2 separate regions of the Homo sapiens genome follow, and region 1 is linked to region 2. A link is an interaction called in ENCODE POLR2A ChIA-PET data of the cell type or tissue named here. Cell type or tissue: B cell. All regions are shown on one strand.

The links. ChIA-PET counts read pairs that join two places held together with the same protein. Peaks named below come from ENCODE experiments on the same cell type or tissue, not always from the same donor. Only the 100,000 strongest peaks of a DNase experiment are listed, where the experiment ranks them.
Region 1: POLR2A ChIA-PET joins it to region 2 with 6 read pairs; 4 of 35 experiments call an interaction of 5 or more read pairs at or near these places.

What each region holds. Positions count from the first base shown.
Region 1 is chr19:13,959,718-13,964,717 of GRCh38, forward strand. It overlaps DCAF15 (DDB1 and CUL4 associated factor 15), which reads left to right. Exons shown (of 13, transcript NM_138353.4): 9 at 50-178; 10 at 267-352; 11 at 570-674; 12 at 748-863; 13 at 1,223-1,732. The coding sequence ends at 1,278. RFX1 (regulatory factor X1) reads right to left here. Exons shown (of 21, transcript NM_002918.5): 17 at 4,141-4,290; 18 at 3,821-4,029; 19 at 3,405-3,558; 20 at 3,277-3,322; 21 at 1,813-3,147. The coding sequence ends at 2,978. Among named protein-coding and RNA genes, the nearest start is that of DCAF15, 9.7 kb to the left of the region's middle. RefSeq lists an enhancer at 1-447. In B cell, a CTCF peak has its summit at 399; DNase peaks (open chromatin) are centred at 504 and 2,634.
Region 2 is chr19:13,815,394-13,820,393 of GRCh38, forward strand. It overlaps ZSWIM4 (zinc finger SWIM-type containing 4), which reads left to right. Exons shown (of 14, transcript NM_001367834.3): 8 at 1,823-1,960; 9 at 2,329-2,583; 10 at 3,964-4,099. It overlaps LOC107985334 (a long non-coding RNA gene), which reads right to left and starts at 2,449. Exons shown (of 4, transcript XR_007067143.1): 1 at 2,361-2,449; 2 at 1,109-1,209. RefSeq lists enhancers at 1,862-2,529, 2,308-2,437, 2,530-3,198, 3,199-3,866. In B cell, no CTCF peak of the experiment used is centred here; DNase peaks (open chromatin) are centred at 2,088 and 2,768; H3K4me3 peaks cover 607 bases.

The DNA.
Region 1 (5,000 bases), 140 kb after region 2:
GCCGGGGGGCAGTTGGCACCGTCCCCTGCGCCTACCCACTCACCCGCAGGGCCAGTACCTGACAGTGGAGCAGCTCACACTAGACTTCGAATATGTTATCAATGAGGTCATCCGCCACGACGCTACCTGGGGCCATCAGTTCTGTTCTTTCAGCGACTATGACATCGTCATTCTGGAGGTGGGCCCAGGGCGGGCAGGGTGGGCCCAGGGCCTCCTGTACTCTGGGGTCGCCCTCAACAGTTGGCATCATCCACCCCCACCCCCAGGTCTGCCCAGAAACCAACCAGGTCCTCATCAACATTGGCCTGCTGCTCCTGGCCTTCCCGTCCCCCACTGAGGAGGGCCAGCTCCGGTGAGCGCGGGGATCCTGCCCTCTCTGTCCACTAGGGGGGCCACTGGCAGACACTTCACGGTGGGGGTGTGGGGACGTGAGAAGGCTCTCCCTGTGCCACAACCTGGCTGGGCCCCTCCATAGCTGTTCCAAAGACAAAAGGCCCTCAGGGTAGCCTGGGGCCTGGTTCAGGAGCCCGGCTGTCCCAGCGTTTGTCCTATGTCCCTCTCCACTGTAGACCAAAGACCTATCACACCAGCCTCAAGGTGGCATGGGACCTCAACACAGGGATCTTCGAGACAGTCAGTGTAGGCGACCTGACTGAGGTCAAAGGGCAGACCAGGTGAGGCAGGGCTGGGGGGCAGGGTCAGGGCGCGGCCAAGGCGACGAGAGCCACTCACCCCCTGGCCCCGCAGCGGCAGTGTCTGGAGCTCCTACCGCAAGAGCTGCGTGGACATGGTCATGAAGTGGCTGGTGCCGGAGAGCAGCGGCCGCTACGTCAACAGGATGACCAATGAGGCGCTGCACAAAGGTGGGGCTCGGTGACCCCGTGATGGTCAGGGTCACCAGGAACACTTGTCCTCACCCAGGAGCTGATTCCTGAGCGCTGATGAAATGGGTGGGAAGGCTGGTGAGGAGAGGGCAGCCCAGGCCAGGCCCAGCTCAGCAGCCCTGAAAGTGTGGGGCCTGGGAGCCTCCCACCAGTCATGGCCTGGCTGGTCACTCATTCACGCTACATTTATTGGGTAGCTGCAGGCTAGAGGTGGAGGGCAACTCAGCAGGGTCCCTGCCTTCTGGAACCTTCTGGGCCAGAAGCAAGTCAGGTGGAGGGTGTGGCCGCAGGGCCAGGCAGGCAGGGGCTCTATGCTTTGTCTCCACCTGTCCCTGTAGGGTGCTCCCTGAAGGTTCTGGCGGACAGCGAGCGATATACGTGGATCGTGCTGTGAGGGCCAGGCCGCCCCGGACACTGACTCCAACTACCTCCGTGGCCTGGGACCGGCCCCCTTCCTGGGGTGGCCTCTTCCTGGCCGGCTGGCCCACCGACTGATGACCGGCACTAGTGTTAGCCTGCGGAACGGGGCTGGGCAGGGCAGCCTCTGTTGGCCTGAGGGTCTGGACGCTTTTTATTTATGCCTATTTAAGTTGGGAAGGGGCAGAGAGAGGGCGCCCCCTGCCCCACCAGCCTGAGTGCCCCGCCTTCACCCCGAGCTGGGCATGGGCCTGGCCCCTCGTGCATTTGCCCTTTTCTCGGCTACAGCTGTGGACGTTGCCCTCGGGGAGGTCGAATGGACCCCATTCCCCCTGCCCTGCCCGCCCCCAGCCTCCCCACCCAGGCCGGCAACCTGGCCATCCCCATTCCGTTCTTCTTCATGTAATAAATGTTTTAATTTCTGAACCTCATTGAGGTCCTGTCACTGCAGCTTGGGGCCCAGCTGGAGCCCCCGCCCCAAGGCCCCCACCAAGGCCCGGCGAGTCAGCAGTAGGCAAATATCACAGCGGAATTTATTGTTTTAAGAAAGACTACAAAAAGGTAGAAAACAGCTCGGCACACTAGACTACCACACGTGTGGACACTTTCACCACCGGGAGAGGGAGCCCCGTGGGCACGGGGACTGGGCAGGGCCGCCCCAAAAGCTATAGCACGCGGAGCACACAAAATAGTGATTTTTATACAATAGGTCAGATTTCCATTTTTTTTTCCTTTTTCTTGCCATAAACATCTATCTCACAGGCTGAAAACACTGAGAAAACTGGAACAGATAAGGCCATGATGGTTGGAAAAAAACCCAACAAGTTACCAACTCCGCTCGGGCGGCGCTCACGAATCGCACAATAGTCATGGGGTGGGGGTCGCACGGCACGGAGGAGAAGCGTGGTCTCCGGGAAGATAGGGGCACAGAAAAGGTTCCATTACAAACCAGCGGCGGAGGGCGGGGGCGCGGGGGCTGGGGTCTGTGGGCACTCCCCGGCTCCGCGGCTCGCTGCTCTTTGGAAGCTGGAGGCCGTGCCCCCTGCCGCCCTCCTCACAGCCGGGCCGGGCAGTGCCCCCTTCTTGAGCTTGGGGGCAAGGGAGGGCCCAGCGCTGGAGAAGATGCGACACCCACGGCTTTAATTGCACTTAATACCAAGAAGGGGAAGCAGTGGGGTTGCTGGGGGTAGGGTGTCCCGGGGCTGCTGCTGACAGTGGGGAGTCCCCAGGTGACGCCCACCTGCGCCGGCCCGGGGCTCAGGGCTGGGCCCAGGACAGGCTGTGCAAAGCCAGCGAGCTGAATAAGTTAACAGTTTCGCACGGGAGGGGGCCTGCCTGCCTGCCCCCTGGGGTGGTGGGAGGACGGGGCTGGGGAGAAGACGCTGGGGCCTGGGAGGGGGGCGGCCAAGGGGCCGAGCTGGATGCCCCGCGGGGCACCTGGGCACGCGGCGGGTTCCTTAAGGCACGTCTTTTGTGTCAGAGTTTGCAGCTGCGGCTCCGCCCAGCCCACTGATTGTGCCGGCCCCATAAGGGAGGAGGGCCCCGGTCTTCCCTGTCTCGGAGTCCCCCTCCCTGCCCTGGCTGAGGCTGGAGCAGTGACCACGAAGCCACAGAAGCTTTGAGGGACCCTGGCGTGGAGGGGTGGCGGGGGCGGGTGGGGCGGGGAGGCCAAGGGCTTAGCTGGAGGGCAGCGCCTGCACGAAGAGGCCGCGCGCGTCAGTCCGCGCCAGCTTGGCCGGCGGCTCCAGGGTCTCCGGGCCCAGCGCGGGTGACTCGCCGCCAGCCGCCAGTGAGATGTCCTGCGGCAGCTCGTCCTCGCTCTCCTCCTCCTCTTCTTCCTCCTCGTCTGGAACACAGGGACCAAGTCCGGCTCGGGGCGGGGTGGCAACGCCCCCGGGCTCCTCCTCCTCCCGAGCCCCTCCGTTGTCCGCCACCCCCGGGACCCGCGCCCTGGGTGGGAACACGCCTCGCCTACCTTTGTCGGGGTCCAGGGGGTTCAGGGAGGTGGCCAGATTGGCGAACTGGAGGAAGAAGAGAAGAAAATGGGTGAGGGTCCCGCCGCCTGGCGCCCCGCCCGCGCCCCCAGTGGCCCGCCTCGCGCACCTCGCCCATGACGGCGATGGGGGTCTCGCCCTTGGCCTGGGCTACGCGGTGCTCGATCAGGTAGTACATGTACTCGTCGTAGAGCAGCCGGATGAGGTGGAAGGAACCGAAGCTGGCGGCGCTGCGCAGGGTCAGGTCCCGGATCACCATGGAGCTGGGGATGGAGACGGAGAGGAGACCGTCAGGCCCCGTCCGGCCCGACCCCCTCTCCCCCTCCCCGCTGCGATGCGCCCGGGCCTCGCGCCAGCCCAGTGACTCAGGCTGGATCCCGCACAGCCTTCCCGGCACATGAGCCCAGGGCCCCAGCCTGCCCGCCCAGCCTGCAGGCTCGGGTCGTCGTAGAAGAGCACCTGAGACCCCCAGGGACGCGGGGCCTTCCCTGGTGCCGCCCGGACCCGATCCCGCCGCGCGCGCACCTGTAGAAGGACCACTTGAGGAGGAAGAGCTTGGCGGCCTTGGGGAAGCCGGCGCTGCCCTGGTAGGGCTTGAGCACCTGGCTCACCACGCCGTCCAGCCAGGCCGCCCACTGCTCCAGCGAGTTCTGCTGCTGCAGCGTCACCTTGAAGTCCTGCTCCAGCCGCTGCACCACGCGGTCCTCGCAGCGGCACACCCACGAGGCCTGCTCCTGGGGCACAGAGGGTGGGCGGGCGCCCGGGGCTCAGCCGCCGTCACCCCCGCCTGGCCCGCCCCGTTAGGCTGCCCCTCATTCGCCCGCCCCGCCCCGCCCCGCGCTCACCTGCACGTTGGCGAAGTCCACGCGGTTGAGGTCGCTCAGCATCTGGTTGATCTGTGCGGTGTTCTGCAGCACAGCGCGCGCCGCCTGCGCCAGGTGGTTGAGCGACGTGTAGCGCCGCAGTGTCTGCGCGAAGGCGCCAGCCGCGGCCACCTGCGTGCAGGGATTGAGGGGCTTGCTGCTTCCAAGGAACCCCAGCCCGCCAGCCCTGGCCCCACCCCGCTGCAACCTCCCTAAGCCTGTTTCCTTTTTCCTAAAAAAGGAGGGATGTGCCTCGCTACTTTTGTTGGGACACAGAAGGATCGGGACCTTCAAACTTTGGGTGTCCACTCACAAGCGCCCCCCAAAATTCAATTTATTGTGTTCTGACCAGGGCACAATATTCTTTGAAATTTATTTATATTTTTTAAAATAACTATTGAGACAGGGTCTCGCCATGTTGCCCAGACTGGTCTCGAACTTCTGGCTTCAAGTGATCCTCCTGCCTTTGCCTCCCAAAATGTTGGGAGTGAGCCACCGTGCCAGGAAAGGCCTTTTTTTTTTTTTTAAAAACGAAAGAACACAATAGATAATATGGAGGGCACTGCACAGAAAGGGCAAACACTGCTTTGATAAACACGTTTCATTTTCTTTTTCTGTTTTTTGTTTGACACTGAATCTCTCTCTATCCAGGCTAGAGTGCAGTGGCGCGATCTCAGCTCACTGCATCCTCCGCCTCGTGGGTTCAAGCGATTCTCGTGCCTCAGCCTCCTGGGTAGCTGGGATCATAGGTGCACACCACCACGCCGGGCTAATTTTTGTATTTTTAGTAGAGACAAGGTTTCACCATGTTGGCCAGGCTGGTCTTGAACTCCTGACCTCAA
Region 2 (5,000 bases):
GATCTGCCTGCCTTGGCCTCCCAAAGTGCTGGGATTACAGGCTTGAGCCACCGTGCCTGGAAATTTTTTTTTTTTTTTTTTTTTTTTTTTTTTTTGAGATGGAGTCTCGGTCTTTCGCCCAGTCTGGAGTGCAGTGGCGCAATCTCAGCTTACTGCAACCTCTGCCTCCCAGGTTCAAGCAATTCTCCGGCCTCAGCCTCCTGAGTAGCTTGGGACTACAGGCACCCACCACCACACCCAGTTAATTTTTGTGTTTTTAGTAGAGATGGGGTTTCACTATGTTGGCCAGGCTCTTCTCGAACTCCTGACCTTTTGATCCACCCACCTCAGCCTCCCAAAGTGCTGGGATTACAGGTGTAAGCCACCGTGCCTGGCCTACTGAAAATATTTTTAAAATTAGCCAGGCGTGGTGGCGCACACCTGTATTTCCAGCTACTAGGGAGGCTGCGGCATGAGAATTGCTTTAATCTGGGAGGCAGAGGTTGGTTGCAGTGAGCCAAGATTACACCACTGCACTCTAGACTGGGTGACAGAGCGAGACTCCGTCTCAAAAAATTAAAAAAAAAAAAAGAGAGAGAGAGGAGAGCGAGGAGAGAGAGAAGAGGAAAGAAAGAGGTGGGGAGGGAGGGACAGAGAGAGATGGGGGGAGAGAGAGGGGAAGGAAGGAAGGGAGGGAGGGAAGGAGGCTGTATGAGCCCCAAAAACCACATTGTGTACTAGATATGGGGGTGGGGGACAGGAGGGAGGCCACCAGTTGAGAGAGCTAGTCGATGGGGTTGATGGATCAGCTATCAGGAAATTGAACGAAGAAAAGTGTGTCGTGGAGGAAACATGGGGGCCCTGGGACCCGAGCAGAGCTCTGACCAGGCTTGGCAGCATCAGTGAAAGGCCCCTAGATTTTAAAAATTAGCCAGGTGGCTAATTAGCTGAGTATTTAAGGATGTGCATGGCCAGGCACAGTGGCTCACACCTGTAATCCCAACACTTTGGGAGGTGGAGGCAGGTGGAGTGCCTGAGGTCAGGAGTTCAAAACCAGCCTGGCCAACATAGTGAAACCCCATCTCTACTAAAAATCCAAAACAAATTAGCCAGGTGTGGTGGCACGTACCTGTATTCCCAGCTACTCAGGACACTGAGGCAGGAGAATCCCTTGAACCGGGAGGTACCTGGAGGTTGTGGTGAGCTGAGATCACGCCATTGCACTCTAGTCTGGGCAACAAGAGCAAAACTCCATCTCAGAAAAAATTTAAAAAAAGAAAAAGGATGTGCAGGAGTTACCCAGGAGAAGGGGATGGAGGAAGTGCTCAGAATAGAAGGAACACCATGAGCAGCAGCCAGGAGGGAAGAGAGTACGTGGCTTGGAGGACGAGGCTGGAGGATTGGCCTCCAGATGAGGCAGGTCACCAGTATATGGAAAAACTTCATACTGGTCCTTGGGGGCCCTAAAGGCTGTTGGGGCTTTATCTTCAGAGAGGTGGAGAGGGAATAAGGGCAATGAGGAGGGGAATGACACTTCGGGTGTTTTAGAAAGCGTCCAGTGGCCAGGCATGGTGGCCCATGCCTGTAATCCCTTTGGGAGGCCGAAGCAGGAGGATCGCTTGAGCTCCAGAGGCTGCAGTGAGCTATGATTGGGCCACTGCACTCCAGCCTGGGCAATAAGCGAGACCCCACCTCAAAAAAAAAAGTTGAAGGTGACCATTGGGTGAGCAGGTGGTGGGCATTATGGGGCTAGGCTGGCTGGCAGGTCAAGAAGAGGAATATCCCTCCCTCCTAGAGACTTGGGCAGGTGTGTGGGCATTGAGCCCCCTCTTTCCACCTGCAGAGCTGCTCCAGAAGGGCTCCACCTGCATCACCAACACCGAAGGATGGGTGGGGCACCCCCTGGACCCCATTGGCTGCCTCTGCAGGGCGCTCCTGGAGGCCTGTCGTCTGGAGGAGGAGACACTTACCCTTTACCCAGGTACTCACATGGGGTACTCTTGGAGGAGGTGGGACAACCCCGCCTCGTTGGCCACGCCCCCTGGCCCAGTACCCCTATAAGGTAACTCCCAGACTCTGACCCTTGGCCACGCCCCTACCCTTGGCTACCTCCTCTGGCCAGTGCCCAGAGCCAATAGGCTTAGCTTCTCCTGAAAGTGAGGCCACCATAGGCCTAGCTGCTGCTAGAAGGTGGGGCTCCCGCGCTCCCCCAACCCCGTGAGTGCTGGGAGCTTCTGGGCTCCCTCTAAAGCCTACCCTGCGCCCAGGTCTCCATGCTTGAGGCCAAGGGCTACAGGGACCTTAGGGAAGGGGATCCGTCTCCAGCAGCCCTGGCCCTGTCTCCCCCAGACTCAGGCCCCGAGAAGCGGAAGGTGGCCTACCAGCACGTGCCTGTGCCCGGGAGCCCTGGGGAGTCCTACTTGGTGCTGGCGCTGGAGGTGGCACTGCTGGGGCTGGGGCAGCAGCGGGCCCTGCCGGAGGGGCTGTACGCCCAGGACAAGGTGGTGCGCAACGAGGAGCAGCTGCTGGCCCTGCTGGAGGAGGTGGAGTTGGATGAGCGGTTGGTGCAGGTGCTGCGCAAGCAGGCGGGGCTGCTGCTGGAAGGTGAGGCCGCGCCCCTAGGCCTGGCTGTTGCTGAAGGGTAGGGTCCAGCCCCTGGTCCTGTAGCGGCCCGGTTGCTGCCAGATGGGAGGCCCCGCCCCAGCCCCGCCCCTAGCCCCGCCTCCTGGTGATACTGTCCCCTCATACCTTGGCAGTTTCTAAAAGGAGAGAGCCAGCTCTTTTTCCCGCCACCTAGTGCGTGCTGCCAGCCAGCAACTGCTGCGTGTGCTGAGGCGCCGCCCCCTTCCCTCCCGGGAGCCAGTGAGCCAAGTGGTTGATGTTAAAGCGAGGGCGTCCCACCTTCATCCGCAACTTAGACACCGCCCCTGTCCCGGCCTGCTCCTCATTGGCCCCGCCAATGGCCAGGCCCTATTGACCTGTGTGTTGTGAGACTCCGTCCCCTAGCGCTACAGGGAGCCGTTTATCCCTGCCCCTTCAAGGCCCCCTACGCTATCGGACTTGCTGGTCTTGGCCGCTGGTCCCGTTCCCCAAGGCAGGTGCAGCCCCACCTCCACCCTCTGGCCCCACCTTGTATCTGAGTCCTGCTCCTCACCTGCGAGTGTGCCTGGAGTCTCTTCTTTTCCTTTTCCTTTTTTCCTTTTTTATTTTGCGACAGTCTTCACTCTGTCACCCAGGCTGGAGTGCAGTGGCGCGATCTCGGCTCACTGCAATCTCTGCCTCCCGGGTTCAAGTGATTCTTCTGCCTCAGCCTCCCGAGTAGCTGGGATTACAGGCGTGCGCCACCACACCCGGCTGATTTTTGTATTTTTAGTAGAGATGGGGTTTCCCCATGTTGGCCAGGCTGGTCTCAAACTCCTGACCTCAAGTGATCTGCCCGCCTCGGCCTCCCAAAGTGCTGGGATTACAGGCATGAGCCGTGGTCCCCTGCCTCCTCTTTTTTTTTTTTTGAGACGGAGTCTCGCTCTGTCTCCCAGGTTGGAGTGCAGTGGCGCAATCTCGGCTCACTGCACCCTCCGATCCCGGGTTCACGCCATTCTCCTGCCTCAGCCTCCCGAGTAGCTGGGACTACTTGCGCCTGCCACCACACCTGGCTAATTTTTTTTGTATTTTTAGTAGAGACGGGGTTTCACCGTGTTAGCCAGGATGGTCTCGAACTCCTAACCTCGTGATCCGCCAGCCTCGGCCTCCCAAAGTGCTGGGATTACAGGCGTGAGCCACCGCGCCAGGCCTCCTCTTTTATTTGGATTACCCAGAGATTGCCTCAGTCTCAGACCTGAACCCCTACCCCAGAGACCCATCTAGCCACAGCCACTCTACCCAGGGGCCAGCCCACCCTCTACTTAAAGCCTGGGGTCTAGTGAGACCTGGGGAAGGGCAGAGGCGAGCCCACACTTGGGGACTGAGCTCAGGCTGTTCCTGCAGGGGGTCCCTTCAGTGGCTTTGGGGAGGTGCTGTTCCGGGAGAGCGTGCCCATGCACACCTGTGCCCGCTACCTGTTCACCGCACTGCTGCCTCATGACCCGGACCTGGCCTATCGCCTCGCGCTGCGAGCTATGAGGTGAGGATAGGTGGCCAAGGCAGTGGCAGGGGGAGCTGGGGGGAAGAGGGGCGGGCATGGGGGGTAGCTCAGAGCCCCACCCATCCAGCCTGAACTCACAGCCTAGTTAATTCAGTCTCTCTCACCCTGGCATTTGATGATGCCATGTGCTTTTCATTATTATTATTTATTTATTTATTTATTTATTTATTTATTTTGAGCTGGAGTCCTCTGTGACCCAGGCTGGAGTGCAGTGGCGCGATCTCAGCTCACTGCAACCTCCACCTCCTGGGTTCAAGCAATTTCCTGCCTCAGCCTCCCGAGTGGCTAGGATTACAGGCATGCACCACCATGCCCAGCTAATTTTTGTTTTTTGTTTTTTTTTTTTTTGAGACGGAGTCTTGCTCTGTCACCCAGGCTGGAGTGCAGTGGCGCGATCTCGGCCCACTCCCAGGGCCGATCTCAGCTCCGCCTTCCAGGTTCACACCATTCTCCTGCCTCAGCCTCCTGAGTAGCTGGGACCACAGGCGCCCGCCACCACGCCCGGCTAATTTTTTGTATTTTTAGTAGAGACGGGGTTTCACCGTGTTAGTAATTTTTGTATTTTTAATAGAGACAGGATTTCGCCATGTTGCCCATGTTGTCTCGAACTCCTGACCTCATGATCCACCCGCCTTGGCCTCCCAAAGTGCTAGGATTACAGGCATAAGCCACCTCGCACAGCCGTGCTTTTTATTATTAAGTATAAATGTGTGTTTTTTGTTTTGTGTTTTTTTTGTTTTGAGACAGGGTCTGGCTCTGTCACCCAGGCCAGAGTAAAGTGGTGCCATCTCTGCTCAGTGCAACCTCTGCCTCCCAGGCTCAAGCGATCCTCCCATCTCAGCCTCCTGAGTATCCAGGACTCCAGGCGTGCACCACCGCA